2 separate regions of the Homo sapiens genome follow, and region 2 is linked to region 1. The links are chromatin loops, found by intact Hi-C in ENCODE. Cell type or tissue: chondrocyte. All regions are shown on one strand. Region 1 holds the start of FBLN5 (fibulin 5). Region 2 overlaps FBLN5 (fibulin 5).

What was found. Hi-C counts contacts between places; a loop is a spot of excess contacts. Peaks named below come from ENCODE experiments on the same cell type or tissue, not always from the same donor. Only the 100,000 strongest peaks of a DNase experiment are listed, where the experiment ranks them.
Region 2: it touches region 1 in a loop (5-fold over the local background); 6 of 110 quality-filtered maps call a loop at or near these places.

Annotation. Positions count from the first base shown.
Region 1 is chr14:91,944,436-91,949,435 of GRCh38, reverse strand. It overlaps FBLN5 (fibulin 5), which reads left to right and starts at 1,742. Exons shown (of 11, transcript NM_006329.4): 1 at 1,742-2,223. The coding sequence starts at 2,207. In chondrocyte, a CTCF peak has its summit at 4,101; no DNase peak of the experiment used is centred here.
Region 2 is chr14:91,891,078-91,896,077 of GRCh38, reverse strand. FBLN5 (fibulin 5) reads left to right here. Exons shown (of 11, transcript NM_006329.4): 5 at 1,006-1,128; 6 at 4,741-4,857. Among named protein-coding and RNA genes, the nearest start is that of TC2N, 26 kb to the right of the region's middle. In chondrocyte, CTCF peaks have their summits at 2,758 and 2,968; no DNase peak of the experiment used is centred here.

The DNA.
Region 1 (5,000 bases):
ACTTCCAGCCTCCAGAACTGGGAGAGATAAATGTTATTGCATAAACCACCCAGTCTATGGTATTCTGTTATAGCAGCCTGAGCTAAGACCAATAATACTCATGGTTTCTTGTGCATCCTTCAGGTGATGTCTTTTCTGTACGTGTACAAGCAAGAACTTATGTATTTATTTTTTTTCCCACAAATGATGGCATGCTTTACACACAGTTCTGCAGCTTACTTTTTACATTTATTACTATATTAGATCAATCTATGTGAAATTACCAATATTCTACTGTTTTGACCCACAAAATATATTGGAAACCCTTCAATAGCAGTGCATACGGAGCTGTTTCAGTCTTTTTTTCAAAATAAGATATAACATACATAAGACTTCACAAATATTAAATGTACACACCCCTACATAACCAGCATCCAGATCAATCATTAGATTATTACCAGCACCCAGAAGGGGCTGGGCTGCCTCCCAGTCACTATCTGACTTTGAATTTTATATAAATGGAGTCGTTTGATGTGGACTCTTAAGTGTCTAGGTTTTAATTGGTTGCACAATAGTCCCTTTGGAAGCCCCTTACTTTATTTAACCCTATTGGTGCCTTGCTGATCGACCTTAAAGGTGTTTATAATCTTTTGCTTTTACAAACAATGGGGGGATGAACAACCTTATAAACATAAGGTATTTAAAAAAGTGTTTTACAGGAAATTTCAAACACGTAAAAGGAAATAGATTAGACTAGTATAATGGACACAGCTTCAACAACTATCCACATTCTGTTATTCTCCTTTGGGTAGAATTCCATTTACTTACCCCCAAAAATGCCTTAGGGAAGGCTAAATATGTAGACTCCAGAGGCTCAGCTGTACCAATGAATAGCTGCGTGACTATGGGGAGGTTACCTAACCTCTCTTATCTTCACCTCTAATAACATGGAGATGATCATTCCTACTGCTTAGAGTGGTGGTGAGGACAGGGGACCTGGATCAGGGCTTTTCGGCTGCAGGTAGGAAGATGCAGGTGGAAGCAGATGGGATAGGCCACAGTCCATCCACTGGCGTTTTATAGAGTGAGTGCCTTCTGTAAGATTTCATTGACAAAAGTACTCCAATGGCTTAAAAACAAACAAACAAACAAACAAACAAACAGGAAAAAGAAACAGGTTGAAGCCTCCACTAGAATGAATGCAAAGGACTCAGCATGTCTTATGTGCTGTCTCCACCATTCTGCTTTTCCAGACTGTCCCTTCTTCAAATCACCGTTTAACTTGTTAAAATCACTTTCGAGCCAGGGGACACTTTTCCAGGAAAGCGAGAAAATGCCAGGGAGAATCGGGGAATGAGGGCGGGGAGAGAAAAGCGTCCTAAGACTTGCATTGCACAAGCTGAAGTCTGGAATTCGCACCAGCGGGATTCCATCCTCTTCCCCCCCACCCCACCCCGCTGCTCCCCACCCCTTCTTCGGGAAGATCGCGACTCTCCCGTCGCTCGCCCCAAGCCTCTGCTTCGTAGGTTCTGGTTTCCCAATCGATCGTGAGTTTCTAGTCCCTGGAGCTGCGTGGGTCGTGAGTTCAAGTCCCTTTCCTTCCGGAGGCGACAACGTTCTCGCGGGTCCCCTTGCCACGCAGCGCGGGCGTGCACGCCCCTCCCCGCCGGGCCGCGCTGCCAGCCCCGCCCCGCCCCTGGGTGGGAAGGTCAAGGGGCCCGGGCCCTCCCAGCCCCCGCACCCCTGCGCGCGCCCGCCCCTCGCCTTCTGCCCGGGCGCTCGCAGCCGAGCGCGGCCGGGGAAGGGCTCTCCTCCCAGCGCCGAGCACTGGGCCCTGGCAGACGCCCCAAGATTGTTGTGAGGAGTCTAGCCAGTTGGTGAGCGCTGTAATCTGAACCAGCTGTGTCCAGACTGAGGCCCCATTTGCATTGTTTAACATACTTAGAAAATGAAGTGTTCATTTTTAACATTCCTCCTCCAATTGGTTTAATGCTGAATTACTGAAGAGGGCTAAGCAAAACCAGGTGCTTGCGCTGAGGGCTCTGCAGTGGCTGGGAGGACCCCGGCGCTCTCCCCGTGTCCTCTCCACGACTCGCTCGGCCCCTCTGGAATAAAACACCCGCGAGCCCCGAGGGCCCAGAGGAGGCCGACGTGCCCGAGCTCCTCCGGGGGTCCCGCCCGCGAGCTTTCTTCTCGCCTTCGCATCTCCTCCTCGCGCGTCTTGGACATGCCAGGAATAAAAAGGTGGGTTCTCGGCGCTGGACTTTTCTTTCTCCAGGGTCTGGAAGCCTTGCTAAAAATCCGATGGGTGGAAAATGGTTATGGCTGCGATTCAGGCGGTGTCAGGATATTGGAAAAGGCATGAGCTAGTGATGCAATGATATTGTTAATTATAAAAAGCTGCGCCTCTGTAATTTCCATCTTGAAGCGTTCTTTTGGGAGTGGGTATTTTCTAATACAGTTTCAAAAGCCAGCATCAGAGAGGGCTGCGAAATTCTCAGCGCTTCATTCCTCTTTCTTTTCTGGAAAGGGCAGCAACTTTGTCGTTTTAAGGGATTTTTGTATGTATTTTTTAAATTTCGGGAGGCCAATTACTAGTTCACTAGCAATTACTGCGCCGCATCGGCTGATAGACAAGCAGACAGGCTAGCTGAACACCGCGGGGCTGGATTTGCTCTATGTTTGTGTGGGATTCTCACAGAAGTTTCAAGCCAATGAGAAGTGGGAACTGCAGACAGAGATACATGTAAGCAAATGTTTTGCTATTCTTTAAGGAAATTGCAATTACAGTTAAGTAATCCTTAAGTCTTGGAGAACTTTACCTAAATGACACCCACAGTCTTTATTCAGCGAGCTCTTGAAAACATACTGCTTTGAACAAATTAACCTTGTGTGCGTATGTATGTGTCTGTGGGGTGTGTGTGTGTGTGTGTGTGTGCTGAAAACTAAGCTGTAACAATGTCATCCTGGATTGGGGACCAGCACTTCTGTGACAGGCAGTCCTGGTATTTGGTTGGTCTCTCCGGCTTTCCTTGTGTTTCAGGCTGAGGCACAACACCGGCGAACCCACCTGCTTTAGAAAGTTCCCAGGACCGGTTATGAGCACCAACCTGCCTCCCCCCAGCTATTCTTATAGTTAGTTCATTTTTGGAGTTTCCAGGGTTTTTTTTTTTTAATCACAAGGTGCAGCTATTCGTGATGCTGTGAGGCAGTAGTGCTTGGGTATTCTTTCATTTTAGGAAAATCCTATTAGCCTGGAACCTGTTTGGCCCCCAGGACTCAGCTGTGGCTCTTCCAAGAGGCTGGGCTTGAGGCAAGACCTGTCCCAGGGCTGCCTCTAGCCAAAGGGAATGGGGCTGCGGGGAGTAGGGGGAAAGATGGGGTTAGCATGCCTTTTCAACTAGCTCTTGAAGTCCACTGTGTTGCAGTCAGCCTGTTCTTTCTCCAACATAAACGAGACAGGGTTTTATAACCAACTGAAAGGAAACTTCATGTGAAGAAACAGGAAAACATTGAAATTCATAATACACAGACTGGAAAATAAATTTGTTATTGTTCTTTCATTCCTTCCAGATATAAATCTGGCCATGGCAAATATCAAAAAGCCCTGGGATTTGGCTCTGCACTTTATAAGGTCAGAGCTGTCTCCAGCGTTCTAGAATCTGGCTCACCCAGGCACTTACATGAAAACTTGTGGACTCTCAGCGTCCTTATTTTTTGGATTGGGGACTCGATAAAGGAAATGGCCTCGCATCTCCTAAGATCGTATCAGGGCCCTATTCCCTCTGGATGTCAGCTTAACTCCAGGTCCTCTAATACCCAGGGTTGCTGATGCAGATGGGCCATGTGTCCTGAAAGGGAGGGATTATATTGTTGTGGTGCACGTTTGTAGTAACGGGCCCCAGAATTCAGCCATGTCCCCAGGTTCACTGCTCTGTTGAAGAAGCCTTCAAGATCACCTTCTCCAGGAAGTCTTGTTGCTACCCACAGCCTGGTTGTTATGGCACCCAATAGGTATTTCTTTCCATGCCCTTGCCAAGGTGTATGGACATTGTCGTGGCTCCCCAACTGGTTCTCAAGGGTAGTGGTTGTTTCACAGTTCTGTAGCTCCTCCATCTGGCATCCACACCCACAAGCAGTAGTTGCTTGGATAAACTGCTGTTGAACTGAATAATAGTACTAGATAACGCTCTGCTTTTGTTTAGATTTTCTTTTTTTTTTTTTTTTTGAGACGGAGTCTCGCTGTCTCCCGGGCTGGAATGCAGTGGCGCAATCTCGGCTCCCTGCAACCTCTGCCTCCTGGGTTCAAGTGATTTGTCTGCCTTGGCCTCCAGAGTAGCTGGGACTACAGGCGCCTGCCACCACAGTCGGCTAATTTTTGTATTTTTAGTAGAGACGGGGTTTCACCATGTTGCCCAGGCTGGTCTCAAACTCCTGACCTCGGGTGATCCACCCACCTCGGCCTCCCAAAGTGCTGGGATTAGAGGTGGGAGCCACCATGCCCAGCCTGATTTTGTCTTTTTTTCTACCATAACCATTTTGAAGAGTCTAGTTCAGTAGTGTTAACTGCATTCACATTGCTGTGCAATCTCCAGAACTCTTTTCACCTTGCATGACTGAATCTCTGTACCTATTAAACAATTCCCCATCTTCCCCTCCCACTAAGCCCCTGGTTACCAACATTCCACTTTTTGTCTCTGTAATTTCGACTACACTAGGTGCCTCGTATAAATGGACCCATGCAGACTTTGTCTTTTTTGTGAGTGGCTTTTTTCACTTAACATAATACAGTCAGGGTTCATTCATATTGTAGCATGTGTCAGAATTTCCTTCCTTTTTAAGACTGAATACTATTCCCTTGTGTGTACAGACTGCATTTTGTTTATCCATGTATCCATCGAAGGACTGCGTCCACCTTTAGGCTATTGTGAATAATGCTGCTATGAACACAGGTTTACAAATACCTGTTTCAAGTCCTTGCTTTTAATTTTTTGAGGGTATATACCTAGAAGTAGAATGGC
Region 2 (5,000 bases), 53 kb after region 1:
AATATGGCTCGATATCTGTGCTCTGAAGCTCTAAGTTAAGAAGGGACCGAGGTGGATGCAAGTATCTTCATGCCACCAGACAGATGGCAGTGGGCTCTAGAGCAGCATAGAGAGACTTGCTGTGAGCAGAGGACAGACAGAGATTAGCCCCAGGAACTATGGAGTGGAGCGAAGACTGGAGAGCTTCAGACCGAAAGATTTTCACGGGTGAATACCATTAAGCAACTGGACTGCCAGCTTCTGTTGGCAGGGAACTTTTTTTTTTTTTTTTTTTTTTTTTGAGACAGGGTCTCACTCTGTCTCCCAGGTTGGAGTGAAGTCGTGCGATCTCGGCTCACTGCAGCCTCCACCTCCTGGGCTCAAACGATCCTCCCAGCTCAGTCTCCTGAGTAGCTGGGACTACAGGCGCATGCCACCAGGCCCGGCTAATTTTTAATTTTTAGTAGAGACGGGGTTTCACCATGTTGCCTGAGCTCGTCTTGAACTCCTGAGCTCAGATGATCCACCCATCTCAGCCTCCCAAAGTGCTGGGATTACAGGCGTGAGCCACCATGCCCAGCTGGGGACATTTCCTTTACTTCTGTTTTGTTCTCAGTGGTGTTTATCATAGTCCTGTGCACACAGTAGGTACGCAGCAGACCCCTGTTTAACATATGAATGAACAAGCCTAATACAAAATGGCTTTCTAAATCAAGTAATGGTTATTGTCAAGGTAATGCACCTTCAAAGAGCAATGGCATAGGATGGCAGAAGGATTCCTGAGGATAAGGGTTCCCTTCTTGGCCATTTCCCTTTGTGGATTTCTGGTGAGCAGACTAGCTCAGCCTTCAGTAGAGGTCAGTGTCTCCTAGAGGTGCCCATCGGGGAAGCACTGCCACCTCCTTGGGTGTAACCTAGTGACCTTATTAACTGCCTCCCAGCCAAGATGAGCCACTGGCACCCCTGGTGGCTCCAGGGCTCTAGATGGATGTGAGTGACATTCTTTGGACTATGTCTGTATTACAGATGTGGACGAGTGTGCAACAGATTCCCACCAGTGCAACCCCACCCAGATCTGCATCAATACTGAAGGCGGGTACACCTGCTCCTGCACCGACGGATATTGGCTTCTGGAAGGCCAGTGCTTAGGTAACAGCTCTCTGGGGGGGTCACAGGGACTCTTGGAAGTTAACGGTTGCCAGGGGCATTTTGAGGTATGGGCATAGCTGGCTGCCTGAGGGTAGTAAGCTTTTCTTTGCTAGGGAGGGCGGGAGGGGTGGAAGGCTATTGAACTCACATGTGTAACCACCCTTGAAAATCAATTGCCATCATCGCCATCTTGTCATCATTATAGTTTTTGAATGTATTTATTTATTTTTGAGACATAGTCTTACTGTCCCCCAGGCTGGAGTGCAATGGCGCAATTTCGGCTCACCGCAACCTCCGCCTCCTGGGTTTGAGTGATTCTCCTGCCTCAGCCTCCCGAGTAGCTAGGATCATAGGCATGTGCCACCACGCCCAGATAATTTTTGTATTTTTTGTACAAATGGGGCTTTTGCCATGTTGGCCAGGCTGGTCTTGAACTCCTGGGCTCAAGTCATCTGCCCGCCTCAAAAGTGCTGAGATTACAGGTGTGAGCCACCACGCACGGCCTTGAATGGTTTTTTTCGGTTTTTTTTTTTTTTTTTTTTTTTTTGATATGGTGTCTCCCTCTGTTGCCCAGGCTGGAGTGCAGTGGCACGATCTTGACTCATTGCAATCTCTACCTCCTGGGTTCAAGTGATTCTCCTGCCTCAGCCTCCTGAGTGAGTAGCTGGCGTTTCAGTCATGTGCCACCATGCCCAGCTAATATTTGTATTTTTTGTAGAAACAGGGTTTTGCCATGTTGGCCAGGCTGGTCTCGAACTCCTGGGCTAAAGTGATCTGCCTGCCTCAGCCTCCCAAAGTGCTGAGATTACAGGTGTGAGCCACCATGCCCAGCCTCAAATATATTTTTTAAGGGCTATGGTTTTGGATGTATTTTTTAAGTTTGATTTTACCTTGACTTTCTTCCTGTCTTCACGAAGTTTATATCCAGGCCAGGAAGTGACAGAGGTGAGGATGATTTTGCTTTAGTTAGAAATAATGCTAAGAGAAGGGAACACTTTCGCTTAGTCACAGAAATGTGGCAAGTCTTGAATGTGGATCAGTAGATCCTGATCTTACATCAGTTCCTTTCAACACCCTGTCTTTGCCCTTCCCCGCCACCAACCACCACACCCACCCCACCGGCTATGGCCTTCCATTTTACTCCTGAGGAGTCAGTCATCACCAATTGAGAACTGCCTTTGCAGTTAGCATCTGCTCTCTGATCTTTCTGTTTATTTTACTGGAAGGTTATTTTCCTTTCTTCCCCTCTAGTTTTGGGTTTAGCCAAGTGAGTGAATTCACAGCAAACTCTAGCTGTCACTTCAATTTCTAATTCTAGGGTGTGATTTCTATGCTGTGTTTTCTAGAAAAGGCCCTGCCAGTTTAAATTCTCTAAGACACCATTCTGTTGCCTGAAAGTCAGTCCTGGAGGAGTTGAGAAACAGATCCAAACGAAATCATGGAAACAAAGAAAAGCTACCTCTTTCTAAGTTTCTTGATTGAGGCTGAGTAGGTCTGCCCTCAAGCCCCGTCCGAAGCATCCTTGAGGCCTAGATTGGCTTGATTCTCCTTTCCAGGCTTGCACATGGGCGTCTGTGAATATGACAGTCACTGTGCATTCAAACCAACCTCTGCTATAATGGAAAATTTGATGCTACTTATTTGAACATAAGCAGATCAGTGACAGAGAGTTATTTGTACAGGAACTTAATATGTCGAATTTCAGAGCTGGAAAGGATGTTGAATATTATGTCATCCAACTTTTATAGCATCGCAGACTGAGACTCATAGAGAAAGAACATTTTAGACAAAGTGAGTTGGGTCTAACTTCCAAGTCTCCCGTGTCTCAGTCTAGTTTTTTTTTCCCACCACAAGGGGCGCTGGAGTGGTAGGGGGAGACCGGGCTATACCAGCCCTGTTACAGAAACCCTCTGATGTGAGGGGTGCCAGCAACTCGGACATTCCTCTACCTGGGAGGGTTGTTCTCTTCCTGGGAGCATGGAGCTGTGGAAAGGATGCTCATGGATGCCTAGCATGGTACCATGTGGCCCAGCCACTCATATTCACATCTGAAAGGAAGACGTCGCCTAATTATGGCTGAACTCCTGCCCTCCCCTGGCTAAACTCACCTTTCCCTTTCAAAATGCAAGTTCCATAGCCACACACTGTCTGTTCTGTGTACCACTGAAGATGCTGCTTTTGCAGAAAAATGAGGGGTCAGGGGGGCTGCCTTTTTTCCAAGGTACCCGTAGTGAAGGGTACCCTCTCCAGCCCCTGCTGCCTGCCTGGCCTTGGTGATGTGCCCAACTGCACTCTGGGAAGAAGTCAGGGCCAGCCACTGTACAGCCAATGGGCCCTCTATGCAAGAGCTGCTCTGCACTCAGGGGCAGTGCAGTGGCCAGGTTAGAAGTAGCCGGGACTTAGAGACAAAACAGAATCACAGGACAGGGCACAGAATCTGAGAAGGGCTGAACAATAGGTAAGGGATCAAGATGGATCTGGGAGGTGGAGTCCTTCCTGGCAGTAGGTAGAAACCAGGCACAAGGACTGAGGCTCTAAGCCGGCTTCCAGAGTCCTGGATGGCCCCTGGTTCCAAAGGAACAGGGGGACCAGGGAGGAAACCTGGTTAGATTGGGGGAGGTGGGGATAAGGACCAGTTCCAGCTACAGTCAGATCAACTGGTCACAGCAGGAGCCTGTATTGGTGCCATCTCAGACTCTGCCAGGAGGCCGGTGATTTCATTCACTACCCTTACCCCACAGGAATGAATTCTCCAGCCCATTATCACATCAGCTTGGGGTGTTGAGAAGTGCTTTCCCAATGACATCAGGCTCCCCATTGATGGATACATATTACAGGGAGGTCACATTGCCCAGCTCTGCTCAAAGGATCCATTCACCCACAGTGCCGCCGCTTTCCCTGGCAAGGCCAGCTGTGGCTTGGAAGAGATGTGTTTATCCAGAGTTTTATGTTCACTCTGGTGCAAGGAGGAGATTCAGGGTGAATTCCAGTGCCCTCATGTTACTGGATTCATGGGTCTCCAGGGTCATGCTGCCCAGCTCATCCCAGCCTAACTGGCTCTTGTTCCTGACAGCTGGACATATTCATTGTTCATGGAGCTGGCAAGGAGCCTATTGGAGTGATGCTATGGATTCTTCTTACGTGTTAAGAAGAATCCTGGGCAGTGGAGCCTCTATATGGAATCTTTGAGTTGAATCTTAACATTGGATAAATCTTAAGAGCTGGGTAATCTCAAATCTTAGAGCTGGGAAAAATTGGAGAGTCCATCTTGGATAAACCTTAGTGTTGAATCTTAGAGCTGGGTAAAATTGGAGAGCTCATTTTGCCCAACATCCCAATCGAAGCAGAAATTTCTTCTGCAACTTTTAGGATAGGTTCAGGTATTTATGGGACTGAGATGGGTCGAGGAGGGGAAAGATTGTGGGGAGATTGAGCCTTGTATTCGAGACAGCATCACCATCCGTGACACTCAGTAGGCACTGTCTTGGCTCCTGTTCCCATTTGCTTCCGTTCATGATCCTGTTTGGGAAGAGCAAGGCAATCATGCCATGCTAGTGGGGGCATCATTGAGTGAGGAGACCTGTCTCACTTTGCTTGCATTTCTGTTTCCAGACATTGATGAATGTCGCTATGGTTACTGCCAGCAGCTCTGTGCGAATGTTCCTGGATCCTATTCTTGTACATGCAACCCTGGTTTTACCCTCAATGAGGATGGAAGGTCTTGCCAAGGTATGTGACGTGCATGATAACTTGGACATGATGTGAGACACTAGCTGCAGCCTTCTTCAGCACCTGGCAGCTTATGTTTGTGGGAAATACTGCTGCTACAGTATATTCCCATTCCTTGCCACTGCCCGCCCATCCCCATTACT